Linked DNA regions of Homo sapiens: regions 1, 3, 4 and 5 are each linked to region 2. A link is a contact called in ENCODE Hi-C or POLR2A ChIA-PET data. All regions are on one chromosome and are shown on one strand. Each heading gives the region's core, a stretch centred on a gene start or an enhancer-like site at or near the end of the contact. The rest is flanking DNA. Distances are from core to core; before and after follow the strand shown.

Region 1 (2,700 bases), core at 89-2,588, 1.5 Mb before region 2:
GTTTGACTATTTTAGATATCTCCGGTAAGTGGGACCATACAGTGGAAAACAGTAAAGAGGTTCTTCAAATCATTTTTTATTTAATTAATTAATTAATTTATTTGTTGAGACACGGTCTCACTCAGTCACCCAGGCTGGAGTGCCATGGTGTGATCTGGGCTCACTGCACCCTCCATCTCCCAAGTTCAAGCGATTCTCCTGCCTCAGCCTCCCAAGGAGCTGGGATTCCAGGCATACACCACCACGCCCAGCTAATTTTTCTATTTTTACTAGAGACAGGGTTTCGACATGTTGGCCAGGCTGGTCTCGAACCCCTGACCTCAGGTGGTCCACCCGCCTCGGCCTCCCAAAGTGATGGGATTACAGGTGTGAGCCATCACGCCTGGCCTCTTCAAATCATTTCAAATAGATCTGGCCGGGTGTGGTGACTCACACCTGTAATCCCAGCACTTCGGGAGGCCGAGGCGGGCGGATCACCTGAGGTCAAGAGTTTGAGACCAGCCTGGCCAACATGGCAAAACCCTGTCTCTACTGAAAATACAAAAATTAGGCTGGGCTCAGTGGCCCACGCCTGTAATCCCAACACTTTGGGAGGCCAAGGTGGGCGGATCACGAGGTCAGGAGATCGAGACCAGCCTGGCCAACATGCTGAAACCCCGTCTCTACTGCAAATACAAAAATTAGCCAGGTGTGGTGGTGCGTGCCTGTAGTCTCAGCTACTCAGGAGGCTGAGACAGGATAATCACTTGAACTCAGGAAGCGGAGTTTGCAGTGAGCCGAGATCGAGCCACTGCACTCCAGCCTGAGTGACAGAGCAAGACTGCGTCTCAAATAAATAAATAAACAAATAAAATAGATCTTTCCTTTTTTTGATGCTGCTCATATTGATATCAGGATCCACTAATACGTTGTTTCTACAACAATGGAACCTGAAGCCTGGGTCTAGCATTGTTTTGCCTGAAATGACACAGTATAGTAATTAAAGGTTCAAAAGTAAATAGGAAAGACAGAGAAGGAGAAAAAGAGAAATTTAAAAACTTAATTACTGACGGCTACTCAGTGGAAATATTACCACCTTTATGCATTTTTAATTCTTGAAGAGATGCCATTTATAAATGCTGCTTATTTTTTCCTACAGGCTGATCGAAGATGATGAAATGCCACATTCGCTTCAGTAAACAGACATCTCAAAGTCCAAAGGAAACAAACTCAAAGGTTAGTTCATTTGTGTCTCAAATAATATTCATCAGCTGGTTTGCTAACTAGGGCAAGTCTCTCTGAAGCAAATGCACGAAGGAACGCGGGTATCATTATCCACTAGGTGGCAATATAGAACAGGAGTAGCCTTAGCCTTAGCCTGTTTACTGACACGTGGGTGGTGTGAACCGCAAAAGAATTTCGAAATCCAGGACTCCCCAGTAATTCACATGGATTCAGACTGAAAGTTTACTCAGCGCTCCTGGCATGTTTCTGCCCTTTCTTGGAACAGCCCTGAATTTCAGCTTCATTCTTGCTGACGGGCTGGTATTTAAAATTAGTAATATCCCTGGCTACTTCCTTGTGGCAATGTAGATGAACTGTTGCTGTGTAAAGTCAGAGCCATAGTGTTGCCTGTATTTATTAATGATCTACAAGGTAAGCATATGCCGTGAAGGTTTTATCTCTCGCCCCCTACCATCTAACAGCTTAAAAATACTGAGTTCCTCACATCATTCCCATTACTAACGATTTTCATATTTCTTTTATTTTTATTTTTATTTTTATTTTGAGACAGAGTCTCACTCTGTCGCCCAAGCTGGAGTGCAGTGGCACGATCTTGGCTCACTGCAACCTCTGCCTCCCGGGTTCAAGTGATCCTCCTTCCTCAGCCTCCCAAGTAGCTGGGACTACAGGCACGTGCCACCACACCCAGCTAATTTTTGTATTTTTAGTAGAGATGGGATTTCACCATGTTGGCCAGGATGGTCTCAATCTCTTGACCTCGTGATCTGCCCGCTTCGGCCTCCCAAAGTGCTGGGATTACAGGCGTGAGCCACCATGCCCAGCCCAATTTCTATATTTCTCAGTTGCTCTGCAAATTGTAAAGTCACTGGACATATTTGATTAACATTTTGGTTCTTGTTGTTCAACTGAAAAGGATGGTCTTCTCAAGTACATATTGGCAAGACATTTTCCCTGCAAGAACTAATAGTTGATAAGTTAGAAATGTATCATAAACAAAAATGTACATTTTATGCAATGTGATCATATTCTTTTGAAATAACCACATGTATGAGAGATTAAAATCCCCACAGGTAACGCTTGTTCATAAAATTTCTTTATATTAACTTAGAAGTTTTACTTATTTTATAATATTTTTTGAAGTAGCTAAAGAGAAGACATTTATAAATGATTTTCTCTTGCTAATTTATGACATTTTTATATCATCTGAATCTTTATGAATACATATTACTTTTACAAACAGAAAAATAAAAGTGTTTTGTTATAGAATAATACATAACTATGAGAGAAAAACATGAATTTTAGTATGGCACAACCTAGAAAGTTATTACTAATGAGTCACATAATTTAAGTGCTAAGTTCATCTTGACCATGAATTGCTGATTTTGGAAATATTTTTGAATTTAGGTCACTTCTACCTATTCTTATCTATAATTAAGCATTCTTCTCAAAGTAGAAAGATCAAGTTGCTCATTATTC
Region 2 (2,745 bases), core at 133-2,632:
AATCCAAGGCCAGTTCACCTGTTGGCACTAGAAAAAATGCAAAATATTGATTGGCAAATAGATGCAGGAAGATCGATCGATTGTGTGGTGAGGCCAAAGGGAAGAACTCTTCGAATAGTTATTTCATATTCAACAATAAGTGAGAGTTGGCAGGCAAGCAGAGATTGTGTAGGAGTTTTGAGAAGGAAGGTGTGAACAGCCCTCCAAGTGAGTGGGTGAGTGATTTGACCATGGAAACATAGGAGAGTTGCTCAGCAGCACCAAAGGTCGGCTTAATGTTTATGATCATTAAAATGAGTAATGTTAGCATCCTCGTTTGTTTTTTTCCAGTCAAATTCACTTGCTCAAGAGCAGTTCCAGAGTAGGTGGAGAGCTGGGGTTTTTCCTGGCTTGGAGAAAGGAGGGAGAGGGAGCCAAGGCCGTTGAGAGTATACGCACTAAAATGATGGGACATGAATTTATGCTGGGAAAAGAAGGACGTGTAAGAGCAGAGGGATAGGGAAAGGTGAGGAATCTGGTGAAGGTTAAGTAATTACTAGCACTAGGAGGTATGAGCTGGAATGGAAAGGGGAAGTAAAGTGAGCTGTTTGAAACTGACACTACGGAGGGTACACAGTTATGAGTAAGGTCAAGGGTGTGATCCCAGGAATGTGTGGCTGCGCTAGTGTGGGAAAGATCACAGGAGGTTGGAAGCTGAGAGGCTGTATAGTCATTGCAGGAATCATCCATGTGGATATTGAAATCACCATGAATTATGAATGAAGCCAACTGTATTACTGGTTACTATTTTTACCAGACCACTGTACGCGACTTTAGATCCCTCAACTTCCCATTTAGAGCACTTATCACGGCTTGAAATATTAGAGCGATTATTTGGGTTGGGCGCGGATTATTTGACAGTAATCAGGGTTTACAAGTCTGTTTCGTTTCTTGACTGACATACAATTAATACCCAAAAGGCAGAATGGATAGAAGAATACTATTCTATCTGTCATACAGAGAAACTTCAGATGTAATAAATTATAAAGCCAATTAACCCTACAAACAGGATCCACAGCAGTTTCACATTAATGAAAAAGCAAGACTTCAAGAGGGCGGGAGTTTTTGTCTGCTGATCTTCCCGCATCTAAAATAGTGCCTGACACATATTAGGTGCTTTGCAAATATTGAATGAAAGAATACGCCCCATCAGTATCTCACCGCGCCTGCGCTAGATGCCCTAGGTGGGGCCAGCCTTGACGCGCTGCGCCTGCGCAATGTCTCTTTGCGGGGCGCACCGGCAGGCTCCCAGCCCCGCTTCGTCGCAGCGGCTTGGGCCCTCCGGCCCTCCGTAGCCGCTCGACTGTCGCGCTGCACCAGCTTCCTCCTCGGCGTTCCCACGCCTATTTGGGCGGATTCTTGGCGCCGGAGGAAGAGGCAGGGTCACCCTCTCTCCACGTCAGAGACCTGACTGTGGAGATGGCGGCTCAGAAGATAAACGAGGGGCTGGAACACCTCGCCAAAGCAGAGAAATAGTGAGTGAGAACCTTCCGGGGGCCTGTGTGTAGACGCCGGGTCCGTCTCTCACTGGCGCGGCCTTAGCACCCGGGGGGGGCGGGAGGGAGGGCTCAGGGCTGAGGGGCCTCGGCGCGCTGGTGCCCGCAGGGCTGCCGGGGCTCGGTGTCCTCTGGGTCACACTCCCGGGGTCGGGGTCAGCTCTGCGGCGCCTCGGGAAGCGCCGTGGGTCCACCCCGCCGGAAGTCCGCTCCCCAGAGCCGGTGTGGGCGGGGACTCGGCGCAGTGCTGCGGGGCGAGGGCTTCTCTACTTGGGCGCTCTGCTCCTGAAGATTGTGGTGGGGGCTGTCTGTGCATCGGAGGCTCGTTAGCAGCATCCTTGGCCTCTACCTGCTGGGTGCCGGTCGCATCTCTTCCCCATTTGTGGCAACCCAAAATGTCATCTGGGGAACAACATCGCTCTGTTGAGAACCACCGCCCTAGAAGAGCCCCCTGTGTGGAGGGGACCATAGGTTTACCCCAAAAACTCCTCGGTGAACCTTTGTCATCTGGCATTTTACTGTCCCTGTGGGCAGGGACTGTGCTTCGTTCGTCCTTTGATGTGTATGTCCTGCCACCTCTGGTACAGTACGTAGTAGGCACCCTGCAAATGTTTGTGGGACTGAACTGATAATCCTTAATTCATCCTTTTGGCAGCCTCTTCCCCCCGTTTCATTACTCCAGTGCATTTTTATCTGGCAGTTACAGTTAATAGAAAGTCAGCATTGTGGGCCGGGCGCGGTGGCTCACGTCTGCAATCCCAGCACTTTGGGAGGCCGAGGCGGGCGGATCACAAGGTCAGAAGATCCAGACCATCCTGGCTAACACGGTGAAAACCGTCTCTACTAAAAATACAAAAAATTAGCCGGGCGTGGTGGCGGGCGCCTGTAGTCCCAGCTACTCGGGAGCCTGAGGCAGGAGAATGGCCTGAACCCGGAAGGCAGAGCTTGCAGTGAGCCGAGATCGCGCCACTGCACTCCAGCCTGGGCCACAGAGCGAGACTCCGTCTCAAAAAAAAAAAAAAAAAAGAAAAGAAAAAGTCAGCATTGTGCTCTGTGGTGGGTGCTTCACATACATAATTTCATAAGCTGAGATCTTCACAATAACTTTCCAAATAGAGATTCTAATTTTTCGTAAGAGGAAATGAGACTCAGGGAAGCCTCATAACGACTTGCCCCCAACTGCACAGGTGAAAGATCGCAGAGCCAGTTT
Region 3 (2,700 bases), core at 25-2,524, 1.4 Mb before region 2:
TTTTTAAGTATGTCTTTAAGATTTTTTTTTTAATTGAGAGAAGGTAAACAACAGTTAATTTTCCAAGTGGCACAAAAAAGTAACAATGAAAATGTCCTACCCTGGAGCTCTCCTGACTTTCTCATAGGCGACTGTTTTTTTCTTTGTATTTCACATCATAAATAACCAAGTTAAATGTAACACTATTCCACCTCTAGCCATAAGGTGCTCTTTTTCTAGTCTTGTTGACCCTAAAGATTTGTAGGTGGGAGAAATCAGGAACCCAGGAAAGGAAAAACTCCTGATCTTTAATGCAGGTTTATGCTTTACATAGTAATTTGATGGGACCTCGCCGTCCCTGTCAGGTCTGAATGTCACTTCATCTGCTGTGATCACACCTGAACCCTCAGTTCATCAAGACGTTAAAGGACAGTGTAACATAAACTTGTAACTGCATGCACTAAGTCATAAACAGACGCTGTTGTTGCAGATTAACCTCTACGTAAATAACGCGCCCAGAAGGGAGTGAGTACACGCTGCTGCCACGCTGCGACGGTCAATTTTCCTCCGGCACCCTTCCTAGTACCTGAGCAGCTCCCTCTCAAATCCCCAACACTACGTGTGGGAGGGTGCACTGAATTCCTCTTTAAAAAGGCCACTGGAAGGCGTGGCTGGGAGGGGACGCGCTCTAGACCCCCTGGTGCCAGGGCAGGTGCACGCTACCGCGCTTTCGGGGCGGGGCCCAGGGCCCCACCTGAGGCGGGGGGCCGCGGGCTCTGGGCGTAGGTGCAGCTTCTCCGGCCTGGTGCGGGGCCAGACGGCCGCCGCCGGCTTAGCGGGGGAACTTCGCCTAGTCCTCGGGCTGCGGTCGCAGCGTCATTTTGCCTGAGTTGGATCACGCTCGTCCACCCACCCCGTGTAAAAATAACAGGTGAATACCCTATGTGGGGGTCCTCATCGCCGCCATTTCCAGAAGCTTCCAGTCACAGCCACTGCCACGGTCGCCACAAATGCTACTGCAGAGCCCGCTTGCCCAGCAGCGTCACCGGCGCCTGCCCTGCCTCTTCGCCCAGCCTTTGATTCCCCCTCCTTTGTCGGATAGTGTCTGCGGCGGGGAGGCGGTGACACTAGTCCGAGTGGGGCGTGGAGACCGACCAGCACGAAGGGCGGAGTTCCGGCCCGCACCCCTCCGCCGCCTGCCGCTTGGTACGTCCCGCTTCCCCGCCCTGCGGCTCGCGGAGCCTGGCTGAGCAGCAGGAGGGGCGGGCGCCGGGGGGCGGGGCGGTCACGCCGCCCGTCCCGTGCCCGCGGTAGTCACGTGTCCGCGGGTGTCACGTGCTCGCGTCGCAGCCAATCGCGGGGCGACGCTGTCCTGGGAGCGAGGAGGCTGTGGTGAGAGACGGACCGAGACCGGAGATGTTTTCAAGCCCGGCTCCGGCGGCTTTACAGGCGGCTGCAGCGGCGACGAAGACAACGACAGCGACGGCTACGCCGAAGCACTCGTTCCGGGGGTGAAGCCTCCTGCGCCGGCCTTGCCTCGGGTCCGTACGGGTGAGGGGGGCGTGGCGACAGGAAAGGAGGAAGGAGGGGCGCGGTTTCGAGCTTGTCCCCGGCGCCAGGGAGGAGATCCCCTCAGTTCTGCGCTGCTCCCGTTCCCCCTCCCCAGAGCAAGGTAGGGGACGCGCCCTGCCCGCCCCCCCCGGTCCCGACGCGCCGCCCGCCCAGCCTGGCCCGAGCCGTAGCTCGCCTGACAGTGACAGGCCGTTAGTGCCCCCCGGCGCGGGTCCGCCGGGGCCCCGCCCGCCGCCGCCCCTCCCGGCGTCGCGAGGAGCCGCGGCGCAGGTGGGAGCCGCCAACTGGGCGGGGGCGCTGCGCGGGGCGGGGCGGGGGCCGGGCGGAGGGCCGCGAGCTGGCCTCGTCGCGGGCGCCCCTCACCGCGGCTGGCGGGGCTGGGCTGCCGCCGCCTCCCGGAACATGGCGGGGCCGGAGGAGCGTGTGCGTGCGAGTGTGAGTGTGCGCGGCCGAGAGGGCGCCGCTGGCGTGCGGCGGTCGGACCCGCGGGGGCGGGGGCGCGCCCGGCCCGCCGCGCGTTCCCGCCGCCAGCCGCCGAGCGTGCGCCGACGCCGGGGAGTCTGCCGCGGCCGCTCGGGCCGGGAGCGTCGGAGGTACCCGGGTCCTGGGAGAGGTGGATGAAATCAAGAAGGGGAAATTGCTGCTTTAGTAGTGTCCGGGGAAAGAGCAGCCACTCTACAGTTCTGTCTTAAATGCCAGTGTAAAATAACCTTGCCGCATTGGACAGGCAGTTCCCGTCATCGTTTTTCAAGTACCCACTTGTGATGCTTCAAGACCCCTGGAGCACGTCAGGTTCTTAGATCTCGTTTTGAGGAGTGATGTGGAGTGACGCATCCTTACAGATCCCAAAGCGTTGAATAAACGGTTGTACAAAGAGGTATGCGAAGCTTAGCTGACAGCTGTTTTAGTAATAACAGTAAGACGCTGTCTGGGATAGGAAGTTACTGTTGCACTCGTTGAAACCTTAGGAAACATTTAAAGCAGTGTAGTCACCGGGATTGTAATTTCCACTGGACACCCGTGGTTAAACTGCGAACTAAGGTGAAGTGTGTTGCAGATCCAGTGCTGTGTATGTAATGGTTCGGAATTACCTCTAATCCTAAAGTTGAAATGAGCCTGCATCTGCAGTCATGTATTTCGTTTTCATTT
Region 4 (2,700 bases), core at 139-2,638, 1.9 Mb after region 2:
AACTTTTTAAAAATCAACCACGGTGCTGTAGTCCCAGATACTCCGGAGGCTGAGGCGGGAGGATCGCTTGAGTTTGGGGCTGCAGTGAGCTGTGTTTGCGCCGCTGCACTCCGGCCTGGGCGAAGAAGCAAAACCCCGTCTCTTAAAAAATAAAAATAAAAATAAAAATCGTAGATCGGAGGGTCTGCTACCCTACCCAAGCTGGTTTCCAACTCCTGGAGTCAAGCGATTCTCCCGCCTCGGCCTCCCTAAGTGCTGGGATCGCAGGCGTGAGCCCCGGCACTAGCCTATCTCCCCTTACAGTGAAGACGTTGAGCTGACTACAAGGGCGCTGGGATAGCAGGAGGCCAAGCCAGGTTCCCGTGGCCGACCCGGGGACCTCAACCACCACCCGTACACCAGTGCAAGGCTGAGGAACCGTGTCACTTAAACAGTGAGAGCGACTATTCGACACGTGAACCTTTCATTGAGACTGATCACGGCCATGGTTCTGTCAACACTCTATCATTATGTCAGAAACACGTATCAGGTCCCGTGTGTGTATCTAGAGGGATGGCTACCAACAGAGAAAGAGCCTCCTGCTGAGAGCAGGCCCTGATATGCAACGAACACAGAGTCCCTGCTATGAAAAGGTGACATTCTTAATAATAATAGCTAATACTGCCAGTCCTGGAATGCCCGCAATGGCCCCATTCAACAGACGGGAACACGGAGACTCGGAGAGGTTAGGCAGCCCGACTCCAAAACCCGTCCTTGCGACTACATCGTGCTCGTGCTGCTGACTCAAAATTACAGACGCCTTCGTTCCGTGCTCCGGGGACACGAAAGCGGGGACAAGGACGGCCACCAAGCCAACATGACCTTCGAGGCTTCAACCGCCCCGGTGAAGCGCGAAAACCCGGCTCTACTGAAGCTGCGCGTTTTCAAAACTTGAATCCCACAGGCAGGGCTGAGCGCGAATCGGCGCTCCCGGGGCCGGCTGAGAGACAGCGCAGGGCGCCCAGGCCCTCGGCAGGGACGGCCCGCGTGCGGCCGGAGGGCGGGGGCCAGTGACCTTGACGTCCGCTCTCCCGAGCCGGAAGTGGGCCCGAGGCAGGGTGGAGGGCGCCGGGCGCCCAGGTAGGACTCACCGTCCGGAGGCAGGGCTGCTCGCCCGGGCCCACGCCGCCAGGCACGAGGAGCTGCTGTAGGCCGCGGGGCCAGCAGCCGCCCCGGCCCCACAGCCGCAAACAGCGGTGCGCCATGGCCGCCGCCGTGGCCCTCTCGGCCCGGGACGCTGCGCAGGCGCGGGCAGGCGACGACTGGCGGCCTCGGGAAGCGGGCTCGGCTCGGGGAAAGGCCGCCAGGCAGCGAAGCGCGCCGGCGGCTCACGGAGGAGCCCAAGCTCTCAACGCGGCGTCTCCTGCCGCCAGCCCCGCCCCGGCGCGCTGACGTCGGCGTCTCCTCTCCGAGGCCCGCCGCGACCTCCGCCAGTGCAGAAGACAGGACCAAATGGGAGGAGCATGGGGGCGGGACCGGAGGCGGGGGCCGACGGAGCAGCGTTGGGGGCGCGGCAGGAGGCGGGGCCGAGAAGGACCCTGGAGGGCAAGGGGGAGCTAGAGGCGGGGACCGGGCCGAGGGAGGACTCGGGAGGGCGAGCGAGAGCTGGGGGCGGGGCTGATGGCGCACGTGGGGGGCGTGGCTGGAGGTGGGGCCGAGGAAGGACTAGGAGAGCGAGCAGGAGCTGGAGGCGGGGCCGACGGAGGGGTGTGGGGGGCGTGGCTGGAGGCGGGGACTAAGGGGAGACGCGTGACTGGGATCCTGGGCTTCCGAGCCTGGGCAGCCGGGTGGGCCAGCCAGTAGGAGCGAGGGGGAAGTAGCGAAGGCCCCAGCGGCGGCAGATGGAAGGACCCTCCGAGCGCCAGCTGAGTCATGGGGTGGTGCTAGGCTCTGGAGACACCGAAGCACACATTCCTGACCCCTGGGAGGGCGATGCGAAGATTCACAAGCAGCAGGGAATGTTGGGGCTGTGCCGTGCAGCCTGCGCTCTAGGAACCCTGTCGGGGAACTGGTTCTCGGAGAGCAAGTCGAGTCTTCCAGGTAGTGGAAACTACACATTGTTTCCTGTACCGTGACAGCGGAGGAAAAAGGAGAGGTCTTTGAACTGAGGTGGGGGACTTGGGGGTTTTTCTGAGACGGGCTCTCGCTCTGTCGCCCAGGCTGGCGACGCTGGACCTCAGGCAAAGGACAGTAATCCTTGAGAGACAGGAGACAAAACCAGGTGAGTCCTGTGATTACCCCAGTGGCAGTAAAACAATAACAAAAAGATATACCAGATACACCATCATACCATGCTCACACAAAAGAAAACTGAGTAGACAAATAGATTTTAGGGCAAGGAAATTCCAAAGAAAATTAATTGCAGGGAAAAGAATATCACTAAGGATGAAGAGGATCGGGTTTCTTTTCCAGAGACAGGGTCTCAGTCTGTCACTTAGGCTGGAATGCCATGGTGCAATCGTAGCTCACTGCAGCCTCTAACTCCTGGGCTCAAGGGATCCTCCTGCCTCAGCCTCCCAAGTAGCTGGGACCACACACGCTCGACCACACTCGACTTTTTTTATTTTGTGTAGAGTTGAAGTCTCACTTTGTTGCCCAGGCTAGTCTCAAACTCCTGGCTTTAAGCAATCCTCCTGACTCAGCCTCCCAAAGTGCTGGGAT
Region 5 (2,700 bases), core at 75-2,574, 1.9 Mb before region 2:
GCTGTCTCAAAATCAAAACAAAACAAAATGAAAGAAAAAGAAAGAAAGAAGGAAAGAAAGAAAGTAAATTCCGTGATGGTAAGTGATGGATCTGTGTTTCAAATAATATAGAGGGATCATATTTTACATATTCTCAGAATTCATATTATAAAGATCCCTACAGTGACTGCACAGTTAAGAATGCTCTCATAGATGTAAACTTCCAATCTACACTGTGGGCAACGCTAGATTTTTACAAATCAGGTTTGCTGTGTAACATATGCGTGTACTGTGCATTACTAAACCTAGTTCTAAATACAGCACAGCTGAAATTTTGTGGGTAACGTGATCATTCGGCAAATGTTGCCAGCCCCTATCATATTCAGAACCCTGTGTTCTGAGATGCTCAAGTTCAAGCTGAGGAATTTGCTAAACAAATCTCTGGCAAGGAATCAGCAGTGATTTTCTGTATCCTTAAATCCTTCCAAACAGAAATGGCAAAACATACGACCCGAGTCCATAATTCCTAAAGTTTCAATCTTCTCGCACTGTTTGAGTTTTAACTCGCTTATTCCCCCAAAGGAGTATGCCATTTACTTAATTTAAAAATTAAACAGCATAAAAACTTCTGAACTCTGAGTGAGACAGCGATCAGAGTTAAAAATAACTGATTTCGCGCGTTTCCGTGCAAAATGGGAGACAGACGTGACGGAGAGAGACCGAGCAGTGCCACGGCCCGGTAGAGGGTGCGGGGGCTTGCACCCGCTGGTGTTTGTGAGAGAGCGCTGGTGTAGACGCGAACGCAGCGCAGGCGGCCCGGCGGCGCGGCCTCAGGTCGGGGCCTTTCCAGCGTTCCAGCTACACCGAGCGCGCGGGGGCGAAAACATGTGCATGGTGTTTGGGGACTGTGCGCATGGGAGTGTTTTCACTGTCAACCAGGGTTCTTTTTCTTATTTTGAACCCATTTTCATGATGCACCGGAATGCTGAAGTTCAAAATTGCCTACGGAGAATTTTAAGACTAAAACCACACTAAGTTTCTTGTGTTAACTATAAATGCGGGTCAGAGTGAAAGCCGAGTAGGGAGGAGTGAAAAGGGGGAAAAGGGAAGAGATAAGAGGAAGAAAAGATGAAAGAGCCGGCGGAAGAGGGAGGGAAGCGGGGGCGGGCAGGCGAGCAGAGGCAGGGAAAGAGCGGCGCGGGTTGCGGGAAAGCTCCGCGCGCAGTACCCAACCGAGGCCCGGGCGCGCGGTCCTCCCGCCGGCAGGGGGCGCCCACCCGCCCGCCTCCGGCCCCTCGCGGCCAGCCGCCCCGCCCGCGCCTGCGCTTCCTGCCCCTCCTCGTCCGGGATGCTGCTGCCGCTACTGCGGAGTAGCTGCTTCCCTTCCTCCTCTCCCGGCGGCGGCGGCGGCAGCGGCGGAGGAGGAGGAGGAGGGGACCCGGGCGCAGAGAGCCGGCCGGCGGCGCAGTTGCAGCGCGGAGCCCACGGGCCGCCGGGGCCGCTCCAGCGGGCGGAAGCCGAGCCCGGGGCCGACCCCCCGCGCGCGGCGGAGGCCGAGGGGGCGCCGGGGCCCGGGGCGCGCAGCCGGGGGGCGGGCGGCGGCGGGCGGCGGGCCGAGCGGGAGCCGCATGCGTGTATGGATCCGGGCGCCGCGCTGCAGAGGCGGGCCGGGGGCGGCGGCGGTCTGGGCGCGGGCTCCCCGGCGCTGTCGGGCGGCCAGGGCCGCCGGAGGAAGCAGCCCCCCAGGCCGGCCGACTTCAAGTTGCAGGTCATCATTATCGGCTCCCGCGGCGTGGGCAAGACCAGCCTGATGGAGCGCTTCACCGACGACACCTTCTGCGAGGCCTGCAAGTCCACCGTGGGTAAGGGCGCCACGGCGACCCTGGGCCGGGCCTCCTGGCGCCCGGGCAGGTGCCCTTCGCCCCGTGGGCTTCGAGTCTCATCGAGCCTGGGAGTCTTTCGGGGATGGGCCTCTCGGTGAAACTAGGGGCGGGGGTCTCCTTGGAGCGCCCTGCATCCCAATCCCAAAGCCTGGCAGAGGTTTTCGTGCCGCCTCCGGGCAGACCTGCCCTTGGCCCCCGGCCCTGCCTCAGAGGTCCTGGCAGCCCCCGGGGCCTGTGGGGGCGGCTCTCCACGGAAACTTCGGCCCTTAGCATACTCGCCCAAGAAAAAGCTGGGTTCGAGTGGAGCGCAGGCAGGCAGGGGAGTGAACGCCTAAGGCCGCTCTCGCCCGGCCCGCCAAGGCCAGCGCGCGCCGTCTGCTGCGGGTGTGATCCCTGCGCAACCAGGGCAGTTTTCTTATTTTGAACCCATTTTCAAGAAATGAAGTTTAAAGTCACCTATGGAGAATGTTAAAACTAAAACTACAGTAAGTTTCTCGTGCTAGCCGTACGTACGGGGCAGAGGAGCTTCAGCTGTATTTATCCATGACCTCAAACAACCCGGTGACTGGCGGGCATGGGGTTGATTCCTCCAGTACCGCTGTTTTCGGTGAGGGACAGGAGTGAAGTAAGTACAGGAACGCTCCAGGGTCAAGGAGGAAAACAGCCGTGGATCTGAAATGGAAACTGCAGGGGAAATTTTTTTAATTAAGTCATGCTTAGAGGACTTGACATTGAGATTTCTCAGTTGGATGTGGGTAGCAGTTGTTTCTATGGAAAACCCCTTAAAAGATGTCCAAACTAGGAGAACCCCGTTCTTTAAAATAAAGGGCAGTCACTT

What was found. Hi-C counts contacts between places; a loop is a spot of excess contacts on that map. ChIA-PET counts read pairs that join two places held with the same protein, here RNA polymerase II (POLR2A). Pooled maps may share reads with other maps.
Region 1: a loop to region 2 is called in a map of PC-9, with 25 times the contacts of the local background. The contact joins the enhancer-like site here to the promoter of NAPG in region 2. A Hi-C loop is called at or near these places in 1 of 168 maps with a recorded cell type or tissue (PC-9) and 9 of 50 pooled maps. POLR2A ChIA-PET finds 5 or more read pairs at or near these places in 1 of 52 experiments (H1).
Region 3: a loop to region 2 is called in a pooled map, with 11 times the contacts of the local background. The contact joins the promoter of NDUFV2-AS1 here to the promoter of NAPG in region 2. A Hi-C loop is called at or near these places in 1 of 168 maps with a recorded cell type or tissue (ovary), 1 of 37 single-sample maps with no recorded cell type and 12 of 50 pooled maps. POLR2A ChIA-PET finds 5 or more read pairs at or near these places in 2 of 52 experiments (CD4-positive, alpha-beta T cell and PC-9).
Region 4: a map of CD8-positive, alpha-beta T cell shows a loop between it and region 2 (5-fold over the local background). The contact joins the promoter of AFG3L2 here to the promoter of NAPG in region 2. A Hi-C loop is called at or near these places in 2 of 168 maps with a recorded cell type or tissue (CD8-positive, alpha-beta T cell and naive thymus-derived CD4-positive, alpha-beta T cell) and 8 of 50 pooled maps.
Region 5: a map of CD4-positive, alpha-beta T cell shows a loop between it and region 2 (10-fold over the local background). The contact joins the promoter of RAB12 here to the promoter of NAPG in region 2. A Hi-C loop is called at or near these places in 6 of 168 maps with a recorded cell type or tissue (B cell, CD4-positive, alpha-beta T cell, CD8-positive, alpha-beta T cell and 1 more), 2 of 37 single-sample maps with no recorded cell type and 14 of 50 pooled maps.

The regions. Positions count from the first base shown.
Region 1 is chr18:9,072,458-9,075,157 of GRCh38, forward strand. No RefSeq gene overlaps it. Among named protein-coding and RNA genes, the nearest start is that of NDUFV2, 29 kb to the right of the region's middle. Within about 2 kb of position 1,339, at least 14 of the 41 ENCODE cell types and tissues checked have a DNase peak (open chromatin) inside an H3K27ac peak, as active enhancers do.
Region 2 is chr18:10,524,645-10,527,389 of GRCh38, forward strand. It overlaps NAPG (NSF attachment protein gamma), which reads left to right and starts at 1,383. Exons shown (of 12, transcript NM_003826.3): 1 at 1,383-1,514. The coding sequence starts at 1,459. RefSeq lists a silencer at 1,526-1,775.
Region 3 is chr18:9,135,446-9,138,145 of GRCh38, forward strand. It overlaps NDUFV2-AS1 (NDUFV2 antisense RNA 1), which reads right to left and starts at 1,275. Exons shown (of 3, transcript NR_110772.1): 1 at 919-1,275. It overlaps ANKRD12 (ankyrin repeat domain 12), which reads left to right and starts at 1,336. Exons shown (of 13, transcript NM_015208.5): 1 at 1,336-1,520. RefSeq lists silencers at 438-611, 614-703, 1,054-1,403, 1,614-2,013, 2,054-2,103 and enhancers at 894-943, 1,434-1,483.
Region 4 is chr18:12,375,839-12,378,538 of GRCh38, forward strand. It overlaps AFG3L2 (AFG3 like matrix AAA peptidase subunit 2), which reads right to left and starts at 1,389. Exons shown (of 17, transcript NM_006796.3): 1 at 1,131-1,389. The coding sequence starts at 1,244. RefSeq lists a silencer at 954-1,853 and enhancers at 1,626-2,157, 2,158-2,687.
Region 5 is chr18:8,608,113-8,610,812 of GRCh38, forward strand. RAB12 (RAB12, member RAS oncogene family) reads left to right here and starts at 1,325. Exons shown (of 6, transcript NM_001025300.3): 1 at 1,325-1,841. The coding sequence starts at 1,328. RefSeq lists silencers at 1,153-1,382, 1,813-2,112 and an enhancer at 2,563-2,612.